2 separate regions of the Mus musculus genome follow, and region 2 is linked to region 1. Evidence: chromatin contacts called from ENCODE Hi-C or POLR2A ChIA-PET data. All regions are on one chromosome and are shown on one strand. The core of a region is the stretch at or near the end of the contact, and the rest is flanking DNA. Distances in the headings are between cores, read along the strand shown. Region 1 holds the start of Prkag1 (protein kinase, AMP-activated, gamma 1 non-catalytic subunit). Region 2 holds the start of Kmt2d (lysine (K)-specific methyltransferase 2D).

What was found. A loop is a pair of places that touch in the nucleus more often than their neighbours do. ChIA-PET counts read pairs that join two places held with the same protein, here RNA polymerase II (POLR2A).
Region 2: a loop to region 1 is called in a map of heart, with 7 times the contacts of the local background. The contact joins the promoter of Kmt2d here to the promoter of Prkag1 in region 1. A Hi-C loop is called at or near these places in 16 of 37 maps with a recorded cell type or tissue (CH12.LX, T-helper 17 cell, adrenal gland and 3 more). POLR2A ChIA-PET finds 5 or more read pairs at or near these places in 4 of 5 experiments (Patski and embryonic stem cell).

Annotation. Positions count from the first base shown.
Region 1 is chr15:98,829,956-98,833,532 of GRCm38, reverse strand. Prkag1 (protein kinase, AMP-activated, gamma 1 non-catalytic subunit) reads left to right here and starts at 2,025. Exons shown (of 12, transcript NM_016781.2): 1 at 2,025-2,103. The coding sequence starts at 2,095. It overlaps Kmt2d (lysine (K)-specific methyltransferase 2D), which reads left to right. Exons shown (of 55, transcript NM_001033276.3): 55 at 1-1,864.
Region 2 is chr15:98,869,693-98,873,202 of GRCm38, reverse strand. Kmt2d (lysine (K)-specific methyltransferase 2D) reads left to right here and starts at 1,998. Exons shown (of 55, transcript NM_001033276.3): 1 at 1,998-2,189.

The sequences.
Region 1 (3,577 bases), core at 776-3,275:
TCCTGTTTTCCCAGCCTCATCCCGAGCCCATCTGCCCTCCAGCCCCTGGACGGGGTGTGGGGGGTAGGGTGAGGGCTATCCCTGAGCGGCGTGCCCATACCCAGTGAGGCCGGGTGTGGTCCAGAGCTCTCACTTGCCCTCAGTCACCAAACTGCTGCTGGTCTGGTGGGAATGGGTGGTGATGTGGGGGTGGGGAGCTTAGTGTCAGCGCGGGGAGGGTGGGGGGTATTTATCTATTTATACATGGGATTGTACATAGTCTTGTGGGGCATGGGGGAGCCGGCCGGAGGTGAGAGCCCTCCCCTCTCCCCCTACCCCCGGGGAGAGCAAATGTAAAACTACTAATTTTTGTGCTTTATATATTCTATATAAATATATCTATTTTCTTTTTACAAAACCAGTTTATAAATGGTAGGGGGGTGTGGGGCGGACACATGGAGCTCCCCTTGTGGGGGGGCCCCCTCCATTACCCAACCTACCGCCCTTTCCTCCCCCCCCCTCCCCACCCCCTGGCTGTGACTGCTGTAAGGTGGGGGTATAGAGAGAAGCTGGGTGATTCTTACCCGGGTTGTATAGTTGGACTATGTTATAACGCACAAAGTGAGCTGGCCCCAGGGGGAGCCAGAGGGTGATGGTGCCCTTATCTTCCTTTCCCTTCCTTTCCCCCCCCAAGCTTGTGCTGCAGACGAACCTCTTCCTGCGGGTAGCGGTAGGGTAGAGGGTGTGTGAGGCCTCAGACCCCTCTCTGGTGGAGCGAGGGGATGAAATGACGCTTCTATGCAGTTCTCTCCTAGGGGCTGTGGGCAGAGGGCATTTTGTAATTACTATTTTCAAGAATCAGATTATCTGGATTGTAGAGATGGGCTGGATGGTGGCAAATGGGCAGGCCTGCTGGAGGGGTAGGGCGGTTGCTGTTGTGATTTTAGGTTTTTGTTTTGTTTTAAATTTGGGGGATTGTGGATTGATGGGGGTAGGGAGATTTTTGGGTTTTTTTTTTTTTTTTTTTTTTTTTTCTGGCCTTTTTTTTTTCTTTTCTTTTCTTTTTTTTTTTTTTAAAGCTGCTTCCTCAACTGTTTCAAGCTGCAAATGTTTGAGAATAACAACTCCCCCACACTCCCACGGAAACCATTGTAATTAGACTAGACAGTGGGAACCTGGGCTTGCTGTCCCCAAAGCCACAGAGCTGAACGGTCTAGGCATTAGGTGGGGGAGATGGTCTCCTGTGAGTCAGGCTCTGGTTGGGGTTTGGGCCCTAGAACTGGGAAAGGAGAAGGGGCAGACTTTGTAAGCATATGCTAGGTATCCGATAGTCCTGTAGAATTTAGTGAAGAAACCTTATACAGTTTTTAATTTTTATATAAACTATAACTCAGACCCACGCTACAAGGTTGGAATTTTGGTTGTTGTTGGTTTTTTTTTTTTTTTTAAAGTACCCTGCCTGTATAATTGCATCAGAATCCCACCCCCAACCCCGCCCCCTGTGTTTGTATTTTGGGTTGGTTTACACTTGCACTCAATTTTCAGTTTCTCCCTTTTTACCTTCTACCTTCACCTCCAGGACCCTCCCCCTTTAAAAAAAAATAAATCGCTGACAAGTGTGAACCCGTGAAGAACTTTCTTTTGTGTTGTGTGTATCCTGTACAGCAAGGTTGGTCCTTCGTGACAACGGATGAAATGGTTCCCTTTTTTAAAGCGCTCTCTCTTCCTCCACCCCCAGCGCCCCTGTCCTTGGCATGTTTTGTATCAGCGATCATTCTGAACTGTACATAATTTATGTTGCGAGAGGCAAAGGGCAAGTTTTGGATTTTGCTTCTTCAAAGTTTGTTTTTAAACGATAAATAAAAAAAGAACATTTTAAATACAAGTGCCTCTGTCCCATGACCCTCGCCGTTGGCCAGATCTTAAGGTCCTGGAGAGCTGGGAGAGGAAGGTTACCCAATAAACCAGGCTCAGCCACCGCCGGAAGGGTGGGTTCCCCGCCTTCCGCCCTGCGGCTGGGGTCTGACGTAGGCGGAAGTGGTGCGCGGCACCGGATGTGGGGCGGGGTCTGGCGCCAGGGAGCTTTCCAAGCTGAGGAACTGGCGGGCGCTAGCAATGGAGTCGGTGAGTGGCGCAGGAGGGCGGCGGGGGGCGCTGTGGAGCCGGAGACCCCCCGCTAGGAGCCGGGGAAGGCCGGCCCGGCTTGGCGCTGGAGTCCGGGACTCCCCTTCCTCTGCTCGGGTGGGCGCCTCTCCTAGGTCTGGGCCACACCCGTGCCCGCCCGCCCGCCCGCCCGCCAGGGGTCCGCGGTACCCTGAGAGATAGGGAGCGGGTTGTGAGCTTGGAGCCCCCTGCCCATGAGTGCCTCAAGTCCTTTCCGAAGTTTGCATGAGAGCGGGGTTGTGATCCCGCGTATTAGGTGAGCGAGCCCGGCTTGCAGGGAGCTCCAGGACCCCGTTTGTGCGATTGCTTAAGCAATTGTTGGCATCCTGCGAGGTTCCATTCCTTTACTAAGCCCGAGAATTGAATTTTCCGCGAAGGAAGGAATCCAGGAGGCCACTGTGTCCCCTGGACAAGTTTAGGTCGTGTCCTGATCAGTGACGCTGTGCATGCGTGTTGACAGCTCGTTCTTGGCGAGCACCGTCGGCTCGGCTCTTTACAGATGCGGTAGGTTTATCTGCTACTTACTTGTTTGACCGACCTCATTCGCAGGAGCTTTCTCTGCCACTCCGAAGGCCCTCCCATCGACTTCCTGCTCCGTAGTTTTTAACCGAGTATCTTCTGAGGGCAGCTTGGGGTTTGTCTTCCCCCACCATATATCCATGTAATACTTGCAGGTTCGCTCTTCTTAGAATTGCGTTTTCTTTGAGTCAGTTACTTGGCCTGGAGTAAATTCTCTCCCCCTCCCCCCCCCCCCGCCCCTTTGTGTGCAGAGGAATAGTGTAACTTAGTTTATAAAGAAGGAAGGATAAAGTGGTAAAATGGTATGCAGGTGGTCCTCTAACCAAGGATTTTGTTTTTCTACAGAGAAAGCATTCTCAGCAAAAGTAGTTTGATTACATTAAATTTAAAACAACACGTTTCTAACTTGTAAATGTATTATTTACATTATAAGTGAACTGTGAGTATATAGTTCTAAAGCAACTTTTCTCTATATTTACGAATTTAGCCCTTTGCTTTATATATACTGGAGTACAGAGAGACAGAGATGAGAGGTACCGGGAAGGCTGTTAGTTAAGGTAGACTGTAGTAAGTACTGTCCTTAGGGCTTTTTTTTTTTCCCCTCCCCTGAGACAGGGTTTCTCTGGGTAGCCCTGGCAGCTGTCCTGGAACTCACTCTGTAGACCAGGCTGGCCTCAGAACTCAGAAATCCGCCTGCCTCTGCCTTCAAGTGCTGGGATTAAAGGTGTCCTTAGGATACAGACACCTGACTAAAGGAAGGAGAAATTACAGTGAGCCTAGGAGCAGAGTTCAGCCCATGGCTCAGTAGTGTTGAAACTAGATTTTGATGATAGTGTAAGAAAAGGTGGCTAAAACCAAGTTGGAAGTCTCTCTCTCTCTCTCTCTCTCTCTCTCTCTCTCTGAGACAGGGTCTCAG
Region 2 (3,510 bases), core at 749-3,248, 40 kb before region 1:
TTTTACTCTCGGGGGGGGGGGGGGGCATCTTATAGGCCCTTAAAGCTTTTCTTTTCTTTTTTAATCTATGGGAAAATGTCCCCTTTGGTTTGCACTATGGGTTAACTTCTCAGAGTGACTCCTTGGGCGATTTTTTTCTTGTGTAGCCTCAGCCTTTTCACTTGTAATATGGAGATAATTCCACAATGTTGGTGAGGAAAGGGGGGGGGGAATATAAAGTATCGAGTACATAGTTAATTTGTCTCAACCTGCTTACTCCATGTATACAGTCTGTGCAGAAAGGTAATTCTAGTCTTCCCTCCTTCCATACTTGGGAGTGCGGGAGCTTGCCAAGGGTCTTATTCAGATTAACAATATTCCAACCAAGTAGCAGAGTATTTAGCTTAGTTTAAGGAAGAAGAAGAAGAAATAAAAGACAGGTTTAGAAGATTTTCGGGAAAATTAAATATGGGGTGGGGACACTCTACATTGATGTTTTGGTCGGGAAGTGGTTGTTTGGGGATCGCGAGGACACCGACAATACTTCTACTCCAAAGGGTCTTGGAGTTAGAAGACCTGAGAGTCGTCCAGCTTTCTTCCGGCCCCCAAACGTGGCAAGAACCCACCCTTTGCAGCGCCAGGCACGGTGCCTCACTTTCTCCATTTGCGGACTCCAGTTCCCAGGATGCAGAGCTGCGGCCAATCTCCAGGCTCTCTTTTCACCCCCCACCCCCCCTTGGCAAAGATTGTCCCCCAGCCAAAGAAAGGAGTTCCAAGGGTCAGTGACTTTAGGGAACAGAATTAAAAAGTGGCCAGAATCCTAGCTTTACCACCCAGAAGGTAAAGGAGGCAGCTCCTGGGCCGTGGCGAAGAAGAGGGGGGCTTTATTCCCACGTGTCTGCCCGGCGGCCAGCCTGGCGCAGTCGGGGTTAATCTGCAGCGGAGGGATCCCGGAGCGTGTGCGTAGAACTGCAGAGTCACAGCCTTTCCTCCAAGAGGGCTGTACCCCTCCGCCGCCCCGCTCCAACACAAAATAGGGCCTCCTCTTCTCCTTTCTCCCCTTCTCGAGTGGGGTTCCCCAGGCAAAAGGGCCCCCTGGATCTCGCGCCGGACGCTCCACGAGTCTCTACGATCGCTGCCCAGCTCCAAGGCGAGGAAAGAGCCTCTTCGCAGGAACCACCCTACCGGCCGAGCAGGAGGCGGAGGGGGGAGGCGGAGCGGCGCCGCGCTGCACTACTTTCCTCTCCGGTTGCAAATGGCTGCCTCGTTCCCCACTTTCCGCTCAGTTTCCTGACCCCCCGGCGCCGGGAGCCGGGGTTGGACCATGCACCTCTAGACCCCCCGCGATCAGTGCCTGCCGGGGGTCTAGGGGGTGCCGCTGACCACAGGCGGCCAGGCCGGGGGCGGGGCAGCTCCCGAGGCCAGAGGGGAAGGGAGGCGAGCGCTGGGCCTGGAGCGGCCGGAGGGGAGCGGGCAGAGGGCTCGCACCGCCCGCCCCTTCCTCTTCCTCGCCCACCAACCCTCCTCCCTTCCCCGGGGGGAGCAGAAGGTGGGGGGCTCGAAGCCGCCGAGGGGGGACGCTCGGGGTCGCGGAGCCCGGCGCTGGGTGTGTGTCAGGTTCGGCCCCGCCGGCTCCGCGTCGCCGTAGCTCGCGCGGCCCCGGGGCGCCGGCCCGGCGGGGAGAGGGGCTCGGCGCGGCTGCGAGGGGCTCACGTTCCATCCGGGCCCGGCGCGCGGCGCGGCGCGGCGCGGCATTCCTTCCGGGCTGCTGGGGAGGCGCCTCGACGTTCCATCTGGAGAGCCTCGACGTTCCGCCCGAGCCCGGCGCGGGCGGCCGGGGCGCTGGCCGGGCCCTAGGACTGAGAGGCCGCCCCGCGACGCGGATGCGGAGCCTGCTCGCCCAAGATCAAAGCCACCGGTGCTCTCTTTGTGTCCGCTCGGGATTCGCCGCCCTGGGGCTGTTCATGGAAACCTAAACTGCTGGAACCTGAGGCAGAGAACCCCTGTTGGATTTTTGCTTTTTTTTTTTTTTTTTTTTTTAAACCCCCGGGGGAAGGGTGACCACTCCGACCTGGATTTACCGTTCTTGGTCTCCCTAAGCCCCCCCGAGTGGGGGGCGGCTGTGCTCGCTCTGGCGGTTGGAGGTCGGGGAGCGGCCCGGGCTCTGGCCATGTTCTCGGATGAGGATTTCTGGATCGCCCTGTGAAGAGGTGAGTGAAGTCCGCCCGGCCTGGGCCCAGAAAGGGTTGGACTAGGGGCACAGCCAGATGGACTATCTTGGCCGGTGGCTGGCCTTTAGGTTGGAGAAAGGGGTGCCAGAGCTGGGGAGGGTTCCTTTGGCAGGGTCTGTCAAGGGAATCTGAGCCAGTTGCCACGGCAGAACCGAGGCCTGGTTTCTTGGGGTGTGCCTCTTTAAAGATTGGGGGTTCAGGGAACTACAGGAGTTTGGGAACATGTCCAGATAGCCTCTCTGCCTGTTTATTTTTGTGTTGAGGGAGTTCGACCAAACTAGGACCCAGGCCCTGATGCCAACACCAATCCCAGGCTGTTGTCCCCCACCCCCACCCCCAGGGTTCCTTGGGACAGAGCAACTTGGTGGGGGGATGCCACTGCCAGGTCCCACATACTGCCAGATTGGACTTTAATGTTGTTCCTACCTACCTGGGCACCCAAAACAATCCGTGGGAAACTCAAGGAGCCCTGAGTCCTTCACCCGGGAGGTGGGGGGGGGGGGGGAGGGTGGGTGGAAACTGGTGCGATGAAGAGGGGAGCTGGGGCATGAAGGAGGTGGGGCTGGGGCAGCTCTGCCCCTGCTGTTCAACTTAACTACTCTGCCTGGCAAAGTGACCCCAGCAAGGCCTAGTGGTGTCTTAGCCTGCTTCGTTTCCCCTCCTCTTGGGATGGACATAATCTCCGGGGGATTATAGAGGAGGCCGTTGAGATCTGTTCTCTACGAATGTGGGCTGCAAAAAAATGGCTTTTGTCTCTTGCTTTCTCTGGGCCTAGTGTAGAGTTAGCTGCCCATGAGTCCCTGGCCAATCCTGAAAGCCCCCGCCAGATCTCTACAATGCTTTTCTGGCTACGGAATGGTAAATAGTTCTCAGGTGCTGCCCCGGCTCTGCAGAGTAGGCTAGCTTGTGCCTCTTTGATGGAGAAATGACTTTATTTGTGCTCTTTTCTGCTGGAAGCCAGTGTTTCCAGCCCTGGTAGGAGGTGCTGGGGAGAAGGGGTGTGTATCTACAGCAGGAAGGGTGCAGCATGAGCCTCCCGCCTCAGCCTCTGGGCCCCGGGCTGGGGACAGCCTCTCTCACACCTGTCATGTTGCCCAGCAGGGATTTGGCTAGTGCATTTTGCGCCCTCATTCCACCCCCTCCAAAATACATTTGCTAGGTCTCCTTGAGTATTGTCTCAGAAAGGGGAAAGCAGGGGGTTTGCCCTTGAAAGCTTTCTGAGAGTTGGCATAGGGGTGCGGGGTAAAGTGAGCTGTCATCTATGGTCTCTGCCTCTCTTGTCTGCTCTTAGATAGCATCC